3 separate regions of the Mus musculus genome follow, and regions 1 and 2 are each linked to region 3. Evidence: chromatin loops called from intact Hi-C (ENCODE). Cell type or tissue: left cerebral cortex. All regions are shown on one strand. Links, peaks and the distances in the headings refer to the core of each region. The heading gives the core; the rest is flanking DNA.

Evidence for each region. Peaks named below come from ENCODE experiments on the same cell type or tissue, not always from the same donor. Only the 100,000 strongest peaks of a DNase experiment are listed, where the experiment ranks them.
Region 1: a loop joins it to region 3, with 10 times the contacts of the local background. A loop is called at or near these places in 30 of 42 quality-filtered maps.
Region 2: a loop joins it to region 3, with 8 times the contacts of the local background. A loop is called at or near these places in 12 of 42 quality-filtered maps.

Annotation. Positions count from the first base shown.
Region 1 is chr2:105,331,965-105,337,232 of GRCm38, forward strand. The region is part of intron 3 of Them7 (thioesterase superfamily member 7); the gene reads left to right. Among named protein-coding and RNA genes, the nearest start is that of Rcn1, 65 kb to the right of the region's middle. In left cerebral cortex, for the core only: a CTCF peak has its summit at 2,557 (motif pointing right); DNase peaks (open chromatin) are centred at 1,879 and 2,540.
Region 2 is chr2:105,254,292-105,259,559 of GRCm38, forward strand. All of the region lies in intron 1 of Them7 (thioesterase superfamily member 7), which reads left to right. Among named protein-coding and RNA genes, the nearest start is that of Them7, 33 kb to the left of the region's middle. In left cerebral cortex, for the core only: a CTCF peak has its summit at 2,561 (motif pointing right); a DNase peak (open chromatin) is centred at 2,554.
Region 3 is chr2:105,425,704-105,430,971 of GRCm38, forward strand. It overlaps Gm39900 (a long non-coding RNA gene), which reads left to right and starts at 3,665. Exons shown (of 3, transcript XR_866615.1): 1 at 3,665-4,314. In left cerebral cortex, for the core only: a CTCF peak has its summit at 2,564 (motif pointing left); a DNase peak (open chromatin) is centred at 2,537.

The sequences.
Region 1 (5,268 bases), core at 753-4,752, 93 kb before region 3:
GTGATGTTTCTCATATAAAAAGTCTAGAGGCAGGCAGGTTGGGTTGCTATGCTGGACAGACCTCAGTCTTTCTCCCACACCGTTCTGTGATTCGACTACCACACCTCTGTCCCAGAAAAGCAGAGGAACTGTGTAAGGCTGTGATCCCAGAGTCCTCTAACCTGAGTACCACTTTCTTGCTGGATTCCCAGGAGGAAAAACCCCACTCCATGGGACTTTCAGACATTCAGGGTGATGATGAGGAGGGTCAGGGTCAGACTGCAGACTAGGATGTGGAGAGAAGAAGAGTGAAAATGTGGAGCATCAGAGAGCAAACATGAGGGAGCCACTCGCTAACACCCGAGGGCGGGAATTGTCCCTAGCTCTGGGACAGGACAAACAGCAAGAGCTCACTGCCTCTCTCCTTTTCTCAAAGCAGAACCATTCGACTGCTAGAAGTTCTAGGCTATTCAGACCAATAGGGCAGTATCATAGCTTAAAAATGCACTGCGGTTCCGTCAATGATGACGCTAAGCATCTGCTGCTGGCTTCTGGACTTCTTGTGCGCTTGCCTGCATACACTCATTCCTAAAGACAATGGGATTAGGGGCGATACTGCTTTATTCTGTGCTCTTTTAACTAAACCTTATAAAATGAACATTTTCTGTATTGATATATGTAGGTCTGCTTTAGGCTGCTGGTTACTCACAACTAGTTAACACAAGCCAGACTTACTCAATCTACTGTTGAGTGTTTCTGGCGTGTCAGGAGTTAATGCTGAGGTGAATGTCTACAGAGTTGAGTCTCTAAACACTTCTGTAATTATTTACTTGGGTGTAAATAAATAGAGTCCTAGGAATGTAGATACCTTGAAGACGTGGCTAATATGCTGGTATCCCCAACAGTTTAGAAGGCAGGGTCTCTGGGTGGACAGATCAGGTCCCTGGAGCAGCCATGTTGTGTCCAGTGGGTTTCTAACTGCTTCATCCCCTAGAGCTTTGATCTGTTGTGGCAGTGGGGTCTGCAGACTTGTATCATGTGGTTAAAAAAAAAAAAATCAGGAAGTAATGAGATGAGGGAGGAGAGATATGGTCAGCATGTGACCCCCCCCCCCCAAGCGCGTGACACAATAGTACTAGCCCTTCAGTGAAATGGTGTGAGGGAACCGTATTCACATCAGAACCAACCAGGCAGAGTGTAATGGAGAGATACAGAGACTGAAGGTACTCAGTGAGATATGGCTGCTGCTTTAGAAACCTCGTCATTACAGGGGTGGAAACCCCGACTTGCTTCCTGCTGGACTGAGTCCTAAGGATTCTGTACCCACCCAGCTTCCAGGAAGATCGTCAGAGCATCTGTCTGGCCCACGCTGGCACAGATCCCTACGGAGCTGGCTTCACCAGATCTTAAAGCTTCCCACCTTTCATGGAGCTCTGACGTAAGAAGCCCTTTCTGAAGACCTCTGTACCTTTCACTAGACTGTCATTAGATGTGGTGACAGTCCTCCTACTCGGTGGCCTTTCTCTAAATGACTGTATATCAGTTGCTCTCACAGTTTAGCACAAGGAAGGAAACATGTCTATCCGGTTAAGCACGTTATTTAAGACAATGAGATAAAGATAAATATATATTAAAGGGCACTTAGCATTTTCCCTTTGTGTGCTAGGAAGCTCAGAATTAGATTCGTTTTGTGAATATGGTAATTACCTTACCCTTTTCCTGTTTTTTCTTTCTCCGTATATTTGACTCTGACATGTTTGAATAGCATGAGCTGCCTGAGATACGTACTTTTAGGGAATTGGCTGGATGTGTCCTGTGATTGAATCTTAAATGAAGCAATCCCATCTTGCCTGAAAAGCAGAAAACGTACTTTCCCATGCTTTCCCACGCAGCCCCAAAGCCTCTCTCCGGTCCCTTCGGTCCGGCTTCTGGCTGCGGCACCTAGCCTGCCTTTCTGTCAGTCCACCCTGGCCAGCTTGCTCAGAAAGCAGCGTTCTCTCCGAGTTCCTCTGCCTCTGTTCTCTGGCCCTTTTGGCTTGAGATGTTTTCTATCGTTTCTATATTTCAAAGCTTTGTGGTAAATAATCAATTCAAACCAGCACCGAGTCTCTCTTTCTGTAATTCTAAAAACCCATTAAATTATATTGTTGGGAGGAAACAATAGCTGTGCTAATCACGCTCTGTGCATGCGAATCTTAATTTCCCCAGAGGCCTGAATATGAATTTTTACTAACATGTTAATTTTGTGTGTTAATCAGTAGCTGTAGGCCGAATGAATGGATTGACTATGTAAAACTGTTTGATATTGAAACAACTCCTTTTGACCCCCTCAAATTGGCTTCATTCCCCTAAAGACGGTTAAAGTTAATTAAGCACTCAATAGGTTTATGGTGTTTAAATTAAAATATATTACTCCTCATTGTGTAGTCATCAAGTGAGAAAGACATCCTCCTCCTGGCTGCCTGGCTGGCTAATGGGCTTATCAAAATTCATGATGTAATAAGAAGGCCGACAAGTGCATATGAGAGTCTGGCTGTCACTCAAGGAAAAACACTGACCATCTTTTCCCACTAGAGGGCAGAAGAAAGCCACAAATGGCCACACTGGCGCTGTAGTCTGAGGAATTGGAGGAGGATAGCCCCTCAAAGGCATTTGTAAACAAAATATTTTGTTACCATCCCCGCCCCCACCCAGTGCATAGCCCTGTCCCAGTTTGCCCAGTTCCTCCTCTTCCCTGTCACATGGTCTACCTCCTCGGATGCCCTTGTGACTGTAAATTAACAGGAAAGGGTTGGAGAGATGGCTTCAGGGTTAAGAGCACTTGCTGTTCTTGCAGTGGGCCCAGGTTCAGTTCCCAGTACCCACACCAGGTCACCAAGTGACTCACAGTTCCAGGCTGTTTGATGCTATCTTCTGGCCTCCAAGAGCACCTGTTAAACACACACACACACACACACACACACACACACACACACACACACGTTTTTGGTTTTGTTTTTTAACTATCAGCAGGATAAGGCAGAAATTAGGCCTACTGACTCACAGGAGAGCTATCACTGCTTCCTATGTGAGGATAATTTGTCAGTGAACTTTTTGTTGTGGTGAGCAGCTAGAAGCCCTATGCTCCCAAGATAACGGCTGGTCAGGTCTAGCACAGAGAAAACATGTAAAATGACATTTAGCTCTTCTGTCCAGAAAGACACATGGAAGCTGTCACTGAGCCTCTCTGGGGCTGAGGTCTAGCCAGTGGAGTTAGCTTTTCCATAGCAGAGAGGCAGTGTTTCATGCAGAGCCGAAACTGATGGCTGAGATGACAGTGGGAACAAAAACAGCCACTGTGCATAGGACCCAGGCGAGCTCTCCAAACCACCAGCCCCTCCTCTGTCCAGCAGATTAGATGGTTGCCCGTGGTTATTTTTAGATATAAGACTGTTAATAAGGATTATTAGAGGCTTCAAAGAATTCTGGTTAATGAATCTTTGACTTGCTTTTCTTAGGTTTGTTTAAAAACAATCATACTTTTATCCAGTCTTAAGTTTGTGTCTCTTTCTCTTTCCCTGTGTGTGTGTGTGTGTGGGGGGGGGGTGTCCTTTAAGGGATCAGCAGTCATGAGTGTCAGACAATGGGAGGGCAAGGTGACAGAACAATTAAATAAACTCAATACAAGCAGAGCTTGGAGGACACCAAGTTATAAGACTCCATGTTTGAAGTTAGCACCATGCCCAACATCAGAGGAAGCCAATCACATACACAAGCACTGAAGGTCCCTGCCATCACCCATCTCAACTACAAGAGAGGTTCTGAGTTTCAAAACATTCCAGTTGGAAAAAAAGACGGCCCATGACCAAGACAAAGCAGCCAGGAAAGAGAACTGCAAAGCCTCCAGTTGGTTGCTGTCTGGCTTGGAAGGCTTCCATCTGAACTCTAATGGGGTTTTGTCCTGTTTGTGTCGGTGAGGTCAACCACCCAGTGAAAGCCACTATTGAGCCTTGGGCTCTGCTCTTCAGAGGCTAGACTCAAGGCCAAGGTCTGTGTGAGGGAAAAGTCCCCAACCCAAAGCTGTAAAGGGGTCTGGCATGTACCCACACTCTGGGTGACCCAGAAGAGTCTTCAAGGCATGATGGAGCAGAGGGAGGAACGGGAGAGTAAGAGGCAGAAGGCAGAAGGCAGTATCGCCGCAGGAGGGGAAGGTGGCCATCCTGACCTCTAGGACCTAGCCTCCAGGGACCTGCCTGGGGGGGCTGAGAGAGAGACTTGGGGATCAGAACCCCCCCTCTCTAGATCCTTCCTCAGCAGGCACTCAGGAACCTACCTGCCCTGGACAGTTTTCATCTGGGGATTGGAAATACCAGATCTTGAAGAAACTGAGTCACAAAACCTTAGCAAACCAGCCAGGCATTGCTCTGCAAATCTCAGAACCCAACCAGGCAAGGGCCACTGGGGAATGGCTGACTGTGGGCGTGGGGATCCTGAACAATTGTTACCACCTGTGCTTAGGGTCAGCCTCCCAGCTTTCTCTCTAGACTGACTCCCACGGGCTCCTTTGACCACAAACCCATGGACAGAGCCATCTCATTCACTGGGTTAACATGACACCCCCGCCCCCAGATCATCCTCTCTTTCTTAAAGTTAACCAGTAACTGGCCTTTGTGCTGCCCTGCTTCTGTAAGAGGAATTTCCCCAGCAGTTCTCTCCGGAAGCACTTCTGATGTGTGTTTCCTTTCTCCCAGTCTATAGAAAACCTTTCATGTCCCTTTGTGTCCCCTCACTTCCCACTGCCACGGGGAATGTGCCTCGCTTTTTTCTCTGTACCGCTGATAGGGCTTTAGACGTTCCTCTCTAGACACTTCTCTGACAGTCAAATGGCCCAGGAGATTTAGGGCTCCTCTAACAAGCTGTGCTTTCTGGTGACTCTCTGGGGGAGGAGTGGCAGCCAGAGAGTGGGAATAATTACATCTGAAGTTTGTTAGTTATTCATTTGTGCAGTTTTCTCCCTTTGTGTGGCGTTCTCCATGCTCGCCCCCCCCCCAATCCACCCCCCCATAAGCTCACAGAAGGACCAGTAAACGGCAGAAAGCCTACGGAACCAATTGGCTGGAAAAGAAAAGACAATTGGAATCTCAGCACGTCAAGGCGTCACGGCACCCACTTAAGCTAAACAGATTTACAAAGTTCCGCAGAAAAATAACTGTGCGATTTACTAGAGGATTTTCTACACAAAGTTTGTTATTGATTTTCATTATATTTTATACACTACATGCTCCCTTCAAGACTTAGCCTAACCTGATC
Region 2 (5,268 bases), core at 753-4,752, 170 kb before region 3:
ATTGCACATTGGTTCCTTTACATGGATTATTGCCTTCAATTTCCTCAGGACATGACTATTACTGTCCATGTCTTACGTATCAAACAAGCAAGCAAGCAAGCAAGCAAACAAACAAACAACTCCCAAACTTAGCTGTACAGAGGAGCATGAAGCATCTATCCAGACTGATGAATACATCTGTCTGACCAAGGAGACTGGAATGCTGACGTTCTGGAAAATATCACGTAAGGAAAACCAAAACAAACATGATGACTAGGGACCATGGAGACCGCTCAGTGGATAAACTGTGTTCTGTGCAAGCCTGAGGATGTGAGTTCAGATTCCCCAGCCTGGAATCCCAGAACTGGGAAATGGAGATAGGGGGATGCCTTAGGGATTAGGGCTAGCCAGTCTAGTCAACTCGGAGAGTCTCAGGCTCAACAGGAGAGAGAGCTTGTCTCAGAAAAATAAGATGGAGAGTGATTGAAAAAAGCCAAAGACATCTGATGCCAGCCTCACACACCACACACACACACACACACACACACACACACACACACACACACACACACAGAGAGAGAGAGAGAGAGAGAGAGAGAGAGGCAGAGACAGAGACAGAGACAGAGAGACAGAGAGACAGAGAGACAGAGAGAGGTAGACAGACAGAGACAGACAGAGAGACACACAGAAAGGCAGAGAGACCCACTTACAAGCAAACAAACAAACCAAAACGGGAAACCAGTAAGATTGAAGTAAGATTATTAATCTGGACCGTCTGTTACTTGAGAATATACGACTGTTCCCTTATTCCAAGCTTGCTGTATCTGTTTTCTTTTAAACACACTGGCTTGCCTCAGGTCAGGCTGCCTCTCTCCTTCTGTCCACTGCTTGGGGGAGAAGGTCCAGAGTGAAGTGAGACTTTCTGTCATGTGCACCGTCATGTACCTTCCCAGGGGTGGCAAAAGCCAAATTCCCTGTCCACTCTTCTTCCCCGCACCCCAAGAAAATGCTGTGAGAGGCATTTAGAGATGTGGAGAGAGGAGCGTGGTGTGCACGCAGTGGGCCGCTGAAGAGAGTGGGTCTCTTGCATGGCCACCCCTAGGAAGATGAAGAACAGATCTGTGGGTGGTCCTGGACACCCCTGGAGCTGGGGTTTTCTGTTGTCACAAATGGCCAGGCTCTATACCAGCCCTCCTCTAGAAACTCTCTTATGACAAGTGCTGTTGCCATGAACAGATACTTAATTACATTCTCTTCTGATTGCCTTTCAGTGAAGTCGGTGGTTGGGGCTGCCTTGAGTCCACTTTGGAACAAGGCTGTCATCGCCACTGAGCAGAGGAGTTTGCAGTCTTAGAGAAGTAAGAAAAATCCGTTGGTCTTATCATGACCTGAAAAGGCAGAGTCGTGACTCAGTGTGGGCTGTATTTTGTTTATATTTTGAAGCTTAGCTTTCTGGGCCTTGCACTTACCTGTGGGGTCATGGGGTGGACTGTCTGCAGTTGTAGAAAGAAGGTTGGGCTGCAGGTAGAGCACTTAGAACCATAGAAGAAGGTCTGGTTTAGGCAATGGTTTCCCTACCAAGACACTTCAGCCACAAGCAGGGCTAGTGAGTGTTACACTTGCTGGCTTTATGGCTCACATTTTGTGTATGAGACCTGGGTTGGGATTCAGACCCTTCCACCTCCATTCATGGAAGGGGTCTGGCTTCGTTTACAACAGGAAGCTTCCCTGCCTAATTTCCTGGGTTGGGGGAAGACAGTACCTAGTCTGGTAAATGCTGTGGAAATGCTGGCTGCATCTCTTCTCCCACACTTGCACCCCTTTTCCTCCCATGCATCACAGAAGGCCCTCCTTGTCACCTTTGTCATCTACCCTCCTTGAGACCCCTGTGTTTTAAGAAAACGCTTTCAGCAAGTGCCCTGATTCTTTACTGTTTGTTTGGGGGGGGGGTCTTCAGGCTCCAGACTCCTCTTTGGAAAAGGCTCTCCCCAGGCTGTGTTGACATCTCTCTGGGGCCAGAGTTACTTTATCAATTCTTTATTACCAGCTATTTTTTATTTATGATGCCTATGGGTTCATTAAAAATGACACTTCCTATAGGGGATACCAGCAAAGCTTTTAGCCAGTTTTTTAAAAAATCAGGTTGTTAGAGCAGATATGAATATTTTAATACTGAGAAAGAGCAGAGCCTTCATAGAACTTAATTTGTTATGGAATCTAAGTGACAGGCTTAACAGGATGCCAAGTAATTCAGTGGGATAAGTCCTGATAGTGGAGTAAGGAATACAATTAAATAGACAGGGAGCTTTCTAGAAAGGCCACAGGGGGATTCTCTTGGCTCTAGGACCCACTCTGTCCTTGTAAGATCTAGCATAGCCACAGGCGGTATCCAGACCCAGTTAAGTTCCCAGGAAGCCAGAAGAGTGTGTTTGCAGAGTCTATTTTTTTATACGTCAATGAGATTCTTTTCCCCAGCTGCTGGTCTTATTAAATTATGTACAAAACCAAGAGTAAGTAAGCCCACTGCTGCCCATCACCAGAGTGTTTGTGCCTTCAGTCTTGATTGCAATTGTAGGATTTCTCAATGTAGTTTAAACAATGTCCACTTGGGGGCACTTTATGATTGAAGTTGAACTCTCTCTCTCTCTCTCTCTCTCTCTCTCTCTCTCTCTCCCTCTCCCCCCTCTCCCTCTCCCTCTCCCTCTTCCTCTTCCCCCTTTCTCTCTCTCCCTCTCTCCCTCCCTCCCTCCCTCCCCTGCTCCCTCTCCCTTTCTCCCTCTGTCCTTCTACCTCTCCTTATGTCTGTCTCTGTCTGTCTGTCTCTCTCCCTCTCTCTGTGTGTCTCTGTCTCTTGCCCCCTCTCTGTCTCTGTGTCTGTCTTTCTCTCCCTTTCCGTATGTGTGTGTGTGTGTGTGTGTGTGTGTGTGTCTGTCTGTCTGTCTCTTCTGAAGTTATTCTTGCTTTTAAAAAAGCATCTCTCCTCCCAAAGGGAATAGTTTGCAGGTGAAAACACGTAAGAGCAGTACTGACTTTCTGCTCTTTCTTGCATGAGTGTTTAGCATACAGATGCAGACTTCAATACATAGTTAAATAAATGTACACCCAAAACACCAGAAAAAAAGAGAAAACCTACCTTGAAGTTTTATTAATATGACAAATGGGAAGAGCAAAAAAATAAAAAAAATGATACAATCAGATGTCTGAGTGGGGAATTGGAGGACTGTGTTTTCCAGGATGCCCAGCATGTAACTCTCCATCTCTGAAATATGTGGGCAGAGAGGTCTAATCAAGGACAGTCCCGTGCTGCCTGGGCATAAGTCCAGGATCCAGATGGTCTTTGGAGTCCACCTACACTTGGACATTTTGACATCATAGGAAGGTAGTTTGCGTTCCTAATTAGAACATTTGATAGAGAACACTGTTACACTATGGATGCATTATTAACTTATTCTACTGTGGAATAAAAGGAAACCAGTTATGATCCTATTTATGCAAGAGCACCTGTCTATGCCCACCTATCCTCAGAGAAGGAGAGAGCACCTGTCTGTGCACACCTGCCCTCAGAGAGGGAGAGAGCACCTGTCTGTGTACACTTGCCCTCAGAGAAGGAGAGAGCACCTGTCTGTGCACACCTGCCCTCAGAGAGGGAGAGAGCACCTGTCTGTGCACACCTGCCCTCAGAGAGGGAGAGAGCACCTGTCTGTGTATACCTGCCCTCAGAGAGGGAGAGAGCACCTGTCTGTGCACACCTGCCCTCAGAGAGGGAGAGAGCACCTGTCTGTGCACACCTGCCCTCAGAGAGGGAGAGAGCACCTGTCTGTGCACACCTGCCCTCAGAGAGGGAGAGAGCACCTGTCTGTGCACACCTGCTCTCAGAGAAGGAGAGAGCACCTGTCTGTGCACACCTGCCCTCAGAGAGGGAGAGAGCACCTGTCTGTGTATACCTGCCCTCAGAGAAGGAGAGAGCACCTGTCTGTGCACACCTGCCCTCAGAGAGGGAGAGAGCACCTGTCTGTGCACACCTGCCCTCAGAGAGGGAGAGAGCACCTGTCTGTGCACACCTGCCCTCAGAGAGGGAGAGAGCACCTGTCTGTGCACACCTGCCCTCAGAGAGGGAGAGAACACCTGTCTGTGCACACCTGCCCTCAGAGAGGGAGAGAGCACCTGTCTGTGCACACCTGCCCTCAGAGAAGGAGAGAGCACCTGTCTGTGCACACCTGCCCTCAGAGAAGGAGAGAGCACCTGTCTGTGCACACCTGCCCTCAGAGAGGGAGAGAGCACCTGTCTGTGCACACCTGCCCTCAGAGAAAGAGAGAGCACCTGTCTGTGCACACCTGCCTTCAGAGAAGGAGAGAGCACCTGTCTGTGCACACTTGCCCTCAGAGAAGGAGAGAGCACCTGTCTGTGCACACCTGCCCTCAGAGAGGGAGAGAGCACCTGTCTGTGTACACCTGCCCTCAGAGAAGGAGAGAGCACCTGTCTGTGCACACCTGCCCTCAGAGAGGGAGAGAGCACCTGTCTGTGCACACCTGCCCTCAGAGAGGGAGAGAGCACCTGTCTGTGCACACCTGCCCTCAGAGAGGGAGAGAGCACCTGTCTGTGCACACCTGCCCTCAGAGAGGGAGAGAGCACCTGTCTGTGCACACCTGCCCTCAGAGAGGGAGAGAGCACCTGTCTGTGCACACCTGCCCACAGAGAGGGAGAGAACACCTGTCTGTGTATACCTGCCCTCAGAGAAGGAGAGAGCACCTGTCTGTGCATACCTGCCCTCAGAGAGTGATTCACAGAGGAAGATGGCCTGGCTGTTTCTACAACTCAACCTCATTCTGTTTTCTCCTGTGTTTTTGAGCTCTCATTGGCAGGATTTTCCTGATTCCCTCTTCACATCTTTATATCACTCTGGCTTTGTCATCTCATCAAACCTTGTTCTCCTTTTTTTTCTGCTTCCCAGCAAAGGAAGGGAAGAACCCTAGCTGTTGGATGTGCTTCCTTTCGCACCATGCTCTCCACCCTGAATGCTCAGTTCTGCCTCTCTCATCTCTAACTGGATGGCTGGCCTGTCTCTACACAGCATCACACTAGCTCTTGCTATCTGCTCCAGGAGGGTGAATCTCAAGAATTCCCTCCAGTGGGAGCCAACTCCTTGCCAAAGCCCTAGGTTACCTAGGTTGTACTGTCTGTCTAGTGGAGGAGAGATATCAGTCCCTCCAGAACACTGTCATTTTCACCAGGGAGACAATGTTTCCAAAAGAACACACACACACACACATCCCACTGCCGCTGCTGCCA
Region 3 (5,268 bases), core at 495-4,494:
CACTAGGACTCCATGACAGTCCAACAAAGGAGGTTACCAGAAGCGTGTACCCACACTAGGCCAGTTTTCTTTCTGATTGGCTGCATTCCTGTGCTGTTGGCTGGTTAATTTGAAGATCATCTGGTCCTTCAGGCTCACCAGTCTCACAGATAGCTTTCAGCTAGCCGCTTCAAAGGTCTCAAAAAGCACACTGAGACTTTTTCAAAGGTTACTTCCGACCCAGAGTCCTATCAGTCGATCACTTTCCTTGATGAACTCAGTCAGGGAGTTCCAGCTTGGAGATCCATGCTTTACCTTCTCCCTGATGCTTTCGGAAAAGAAGGCCGCCTGGCCTGCATCACTGTCGTTCATGGCCAGGAGCTACGCTAAGAGCTAGGTGCAACAGATGTGGGGTAAGTTAGCACACTAGGAAGAGGCAGGGCTACGATGGAAATGTAGGTGGAATGAACACACACACACACACACACACACACACACACACACACACACACACACACACACACACACACGTCAATCCCTCTGGAGCATAGTCTCACATGGGGAGAACTTTGTTGTTGTTGCTGTTGTTTCTATGTGATTCTCACTACTGTGATTATTCAGGAGATGTGTGTATGAGAGAGAAAAAGGATAAAAGAATAGATGAGAGAGGAAGAGAGGGGAAGGAGGGAGAGGAGAGCTACCAGGCAAGAGAGAAGGAGAGAGAGAGAGAGAGAGAGAGAGAGAGAGAGAGAGAGAGGCAGTCCTGCCAGTGCATACATTTCCTTCTGACCATCTGCATTGGTTTTTATTATGTCAAATATTTAATTTATTTTTGATCATGTATCCGGGTATGGGTATGTGCACATGTATGCAGGTGTCTAAAGATCCCAGAAGAGGGAGTCAGTCTCCCAGAGCTGGAGTCACAGGCAAGGTGACCCACCTGGTGTGGGTGTTGAGAAATGAAAGAGCAGCAAGTGCTTATGCTGAGGTATCTGCAGTCCGTGACTCCTTCCTCCACCTGTATGGGGTCGGCAACGCTGTGTTTTAGGGCTGGGATTCATTTCAGTCAGAATCTACACTATTGAGTGCAACTGCATCTGGTGCTTGGCTGAGGCGTCTAGATCACATGTTGAGAAAAAAGTGTAAGAATCAGAAAGAAAAAGTTGCTGGATGCAGGCAGGGGTGGACTCTGCCAGCTTCTCTGCGCAGATTAGATGTCTCTATCCTTCCTTCAAACACCCTCCTTCCCTCTCTCTTTCCCTTCCCTCCCCTCCCCCTCTCCCTTCTCTCCCTCCCTCTCGCCCTGTTCCCGCCCTTCCTCTCTCTCCCTCCCTCCCTTTTCTTTCTTCCTTCTCATACCCTTTTCCACTCCCTCCTTCTTCCACACCCCTCCCATCACTCCTCCCTCTGTCCCTTCTCTTTCTTTCATCTTCTCAGTGCCTTTCCTGACTCTTTGTCCCTCTTTCCCTGAGGTGGAGAAGGGAAAAGGGAGGAAGTCTCTTGTCTCACTCACTCATTCCCTCCCTCCCATTTTTCTCATGATTAGTTATCCCAAATACATGACCACCCCTGTCACCAAGAAGACCACCCCTTCCTTTCCACACCTTTCCTTTCCCTTTCGTCTTCTTCTCCCCGACTCTTCTTTCTCTCTGCCCCACTACCATCACTACATAAAAATGGACTGAAGACCTACTGAAATAAACAAGAGAGATAACACCAAAAGTCTAGAACATTCCCTAGCTCCCAAGGTTGGTGGGCTTGGATAGAACATGAACGTTCTGGTGGGATCCAATGGTTTCCCTGCCTCTCCTTTGGAATGCTTCTCTTAGGAGCAGGTAGTTTTACATTTTGAAACAAAGTTGAAATGATCCCATGTGTGGTCTCTTTAAGGGTTTTTTTCCTGGCTGGACTAAGGCTGTGCCCTGGCTGTGCTCAGCGCAGCGCATTTCCTGAGGGTGGGAGTCTGTGTGCTGTGTAGATATGGGGTGGAATGCACACTAAGCATCTGTCGTCAATTCTGATAAGTTGGTTACCCTGGCTTGTGGGCCTCCACACTCCCCTTTTCTAAATTGACCTAAACACCGATCTGCTCTCTGCCGGACACCTTCTTTATTAAAAAATCCCTTGGCCAGAGGATACCGAGAGAATGGAAAGTCCCTCCTCGCTTTTGAAATAAAAATTTAATTTACCACCAAGACTTGGTTAAGTCTTGGTGAATGTAGCTCTAATCCAATCCAGAAATGCTCGAAAGAGAAGCTAATTTGAATTTTGATTTTGGCCAGATAACGGAATTAGAGAGAGAAAAAGTATATATTCCTGTTACCATCGAGTTTCTCAAACACTGTTTATGCTGCTGTGTGAAGAACTGAACTGTGGGGCCAGAGACTTGAGGGCAGAGAGTCTGAGTTTCAGCGTTTTCTTCTAAGTGTCCTTTCTTCACCGGGGAACCCGTGTTTCCTCTACCCTCTGTCATGGCCAGGCCTTGCACCCACCTTCGGACAAACAGCAAAGCATCCGGAGATTCTTCAGCCTGCAAGGTGAAAGGCTGCTGGGATGGCAGACATTGCCATTGCGCCACCTGCTGGAAGATGGAAGAAACAAACTTAAGGTTAGGCAATAATTGCGCAATCGTGATTACCTTTTAATCATTCTCGTTTTATATTATTAGAAAAGTTGCACAGGTTTGTTTAAGACGATATATAACGTTAATGTAAGCGAAAAAAGCATAAAGTCACCAATAATCCTTCCAACCAGAGATGACCATGTGTTCATGTCTCACAAATAAAATGTTCCAAGGTTTGCTTTTTAAAATTTAATGACTTAAATATTTTTCAAGTTATTAGCTATGATATGTAGATGACTTTTTAAAGCGATGCTGAGACCTCTTTACCGTAATTGTAGGGTCTCTAACTACCTGTTAGCCAGGGCTCTGCTGTATGTGGCAACTGCATGAAGCATCTCCTTCCAGCCTCACTCTCTCCAAGCAGAAACCGGAGATCCCCCTGGGAGCTCCAGTCGCTCGCTCTTCCTAATGGACTCTGTCAGTCCTGCAGGGGAAGACAGAACAATCTACACTGTGTGGAGAGAAGCACAAGGAAGAAGAGAGAGCAAGCTAGTGCACCTCGTGTGTTGACACTATTTAAAAAAAAAAGTGAGCAGTCACAGCCACCTGCTTCCCAACTCAGCTGGGTTGTGGCTGTCTATGAAGAAAGCAATTTCTCCAACTGCTCAACACATCGGAGGGTCGGTGGTGTAAGTTTGTGTTGCCACGGACCGCCGGAGCTCAGTAGGTGCCCCGGTGGGCCAGCTTGGGTACCCGAGTGGCATCCTTACCTTTCAAATGTTCTCTCCCTGCAACAGATGATTGACCGGTAGCCACACTACTCCGAATGCTGGTATTTCCTGAGGACTCGCCAGCTGCAATAAAGAAGAAAGAATAGAAAGCTGTATGAACAGAGGTGTTGGAGGGAGCTGTGCACTGCAGACCACACATTGTTTAAAGTGGGCAAACCCTGTTTTGTGGAGTATATTCTGATTTTGGTGGATCTTTTTCCAATGAAGTTCTTACTCAAACATCATTTTCTACGTTGATGACATTTGAAAATGTTAAAAATAAGACGGTTTTAAATTTTTTTATTTATTTTTAAAAGTTTGAAAAAATTAGGTGTATGCCACATGAGTGTGGGTGCTTCTGAAGGCTCACTTAAAAAGGTTGTCGGATGCCCGAGAGCTGTAGTAACAGGTGGTTGTAAACTGTCTGATATGGGTGCTAGCAACTGAACTCTGGTCCTCTGGAGGAGCAGCAAGTCTGAACCATGTCTCCAGCTCCCAGGGTTGGTTACTCTTCCATGTTAGGTATTGGATTCCCACATCAGAATGCCATGGAGGCTCCTCATTAGACACAGTTGTTATTAAACAGATCCAGCCTGCTCGGAGGAACCACCCCTGAGAGATTGGTTCTCTTGGGAGGCGCTAACAGATTCAACCTTTCTACAGGGCTTAAAGCATAACACATGGTTTCCTTTTTCAATCTAATATTTTAAGCCTGGTTTTAATTGAGTGTAAACGTGTGTGCCTCGCTGCCCATGTCTGTGAGCACACTCAGCAGTGGTTCTCAAGTGTAAGTGTGGTTGTAATCGTCTGCAGGGCTTGGTACATGTGGTTTCTAATAAGTCAGCTTTTGGTGAGACCTATGGATTTGCACGTCTACCACGTTCCTGGGATGCTGACACTGCGGTCTGGAGACTTCAGGAGCTGCTGGGCTACAGAATGGAAACAGAGATTAACATCTGCATCTTAGTTTATTTTAGCTGAATCCCACGGTCATTGCATGAGGTAGGTAAGAGCTATCATGGATTTATTGGCTATTTTGACACAAGAACTGAGGCTCGGGGAGAGGAAATGACTTACCAGATTCATGGTTACAACTTGCAGGAAATAAAAACAAACCTCAAACCTGGCGCCAGGGCCTTTTGCAAGACAGTGTGCTTTTTGGGTAAAAGTGAAATTCAATAGTAAGGAAGAGAGAAATAGGGTGTGTGTCGGAGAATGGGAGGCAGTTCAAGGCAAGACGGGGTGGGGGTGGGCCAGAAGAATGAGAGAAAAATCTAAAACAAAAATGCCAAAAAGGGAATAGTTCAGGAAGACTGCTGTGGGCGTGGCCTTGGTCAAACCCGAATTCGCTCCATTTCTGCTGCTCCACAGTTCTTAAACTAAAGAGTACTTTAAAATATCTCTAATTCACACTCAGAACACAGATTGCAATGCTTAACTTGAAAGGTCATTGCTATTAATTAGTGAGAGAGTGTGTTAGCTGCTATGGTTTGAGTAGGAAGCGTCCGTACCGGAGGCTCCCAGGGGTAACAGGAAGTGACTAGATCTGAGAGCACTGACCTCATCAGGTGATTGACAACGTGACTCGTGCATTGCTGAATATGCTATTAGTAAGTGGGGCCTCATTGTAGAAAGTGAATGGTCAGGTGTGTACCTTTAAGGAGTATGTCTTACCTCTAGATTATTCTACCTTTGCTTCTGACTGCTATGATGTGAACAACCATGCCCTTCTGACATGACACCCTTGCCCCCAACCCCCGAATTTGCCAGCTAACCATGAACTGAAATCTCTGAAACTGTGAGCCCAGATAGATCTCTGTTTCTTATAGTTTTGGTTGTGAGCCTATCCTTTAACAGCCGAGCCATCTCTCCAGCCCGATCTCTGTTTCTTTAACCTGTTTTCCTCATGCATTTTGTCACATGGGGAACACAACTTTTAATCAAGATCATGGCCCA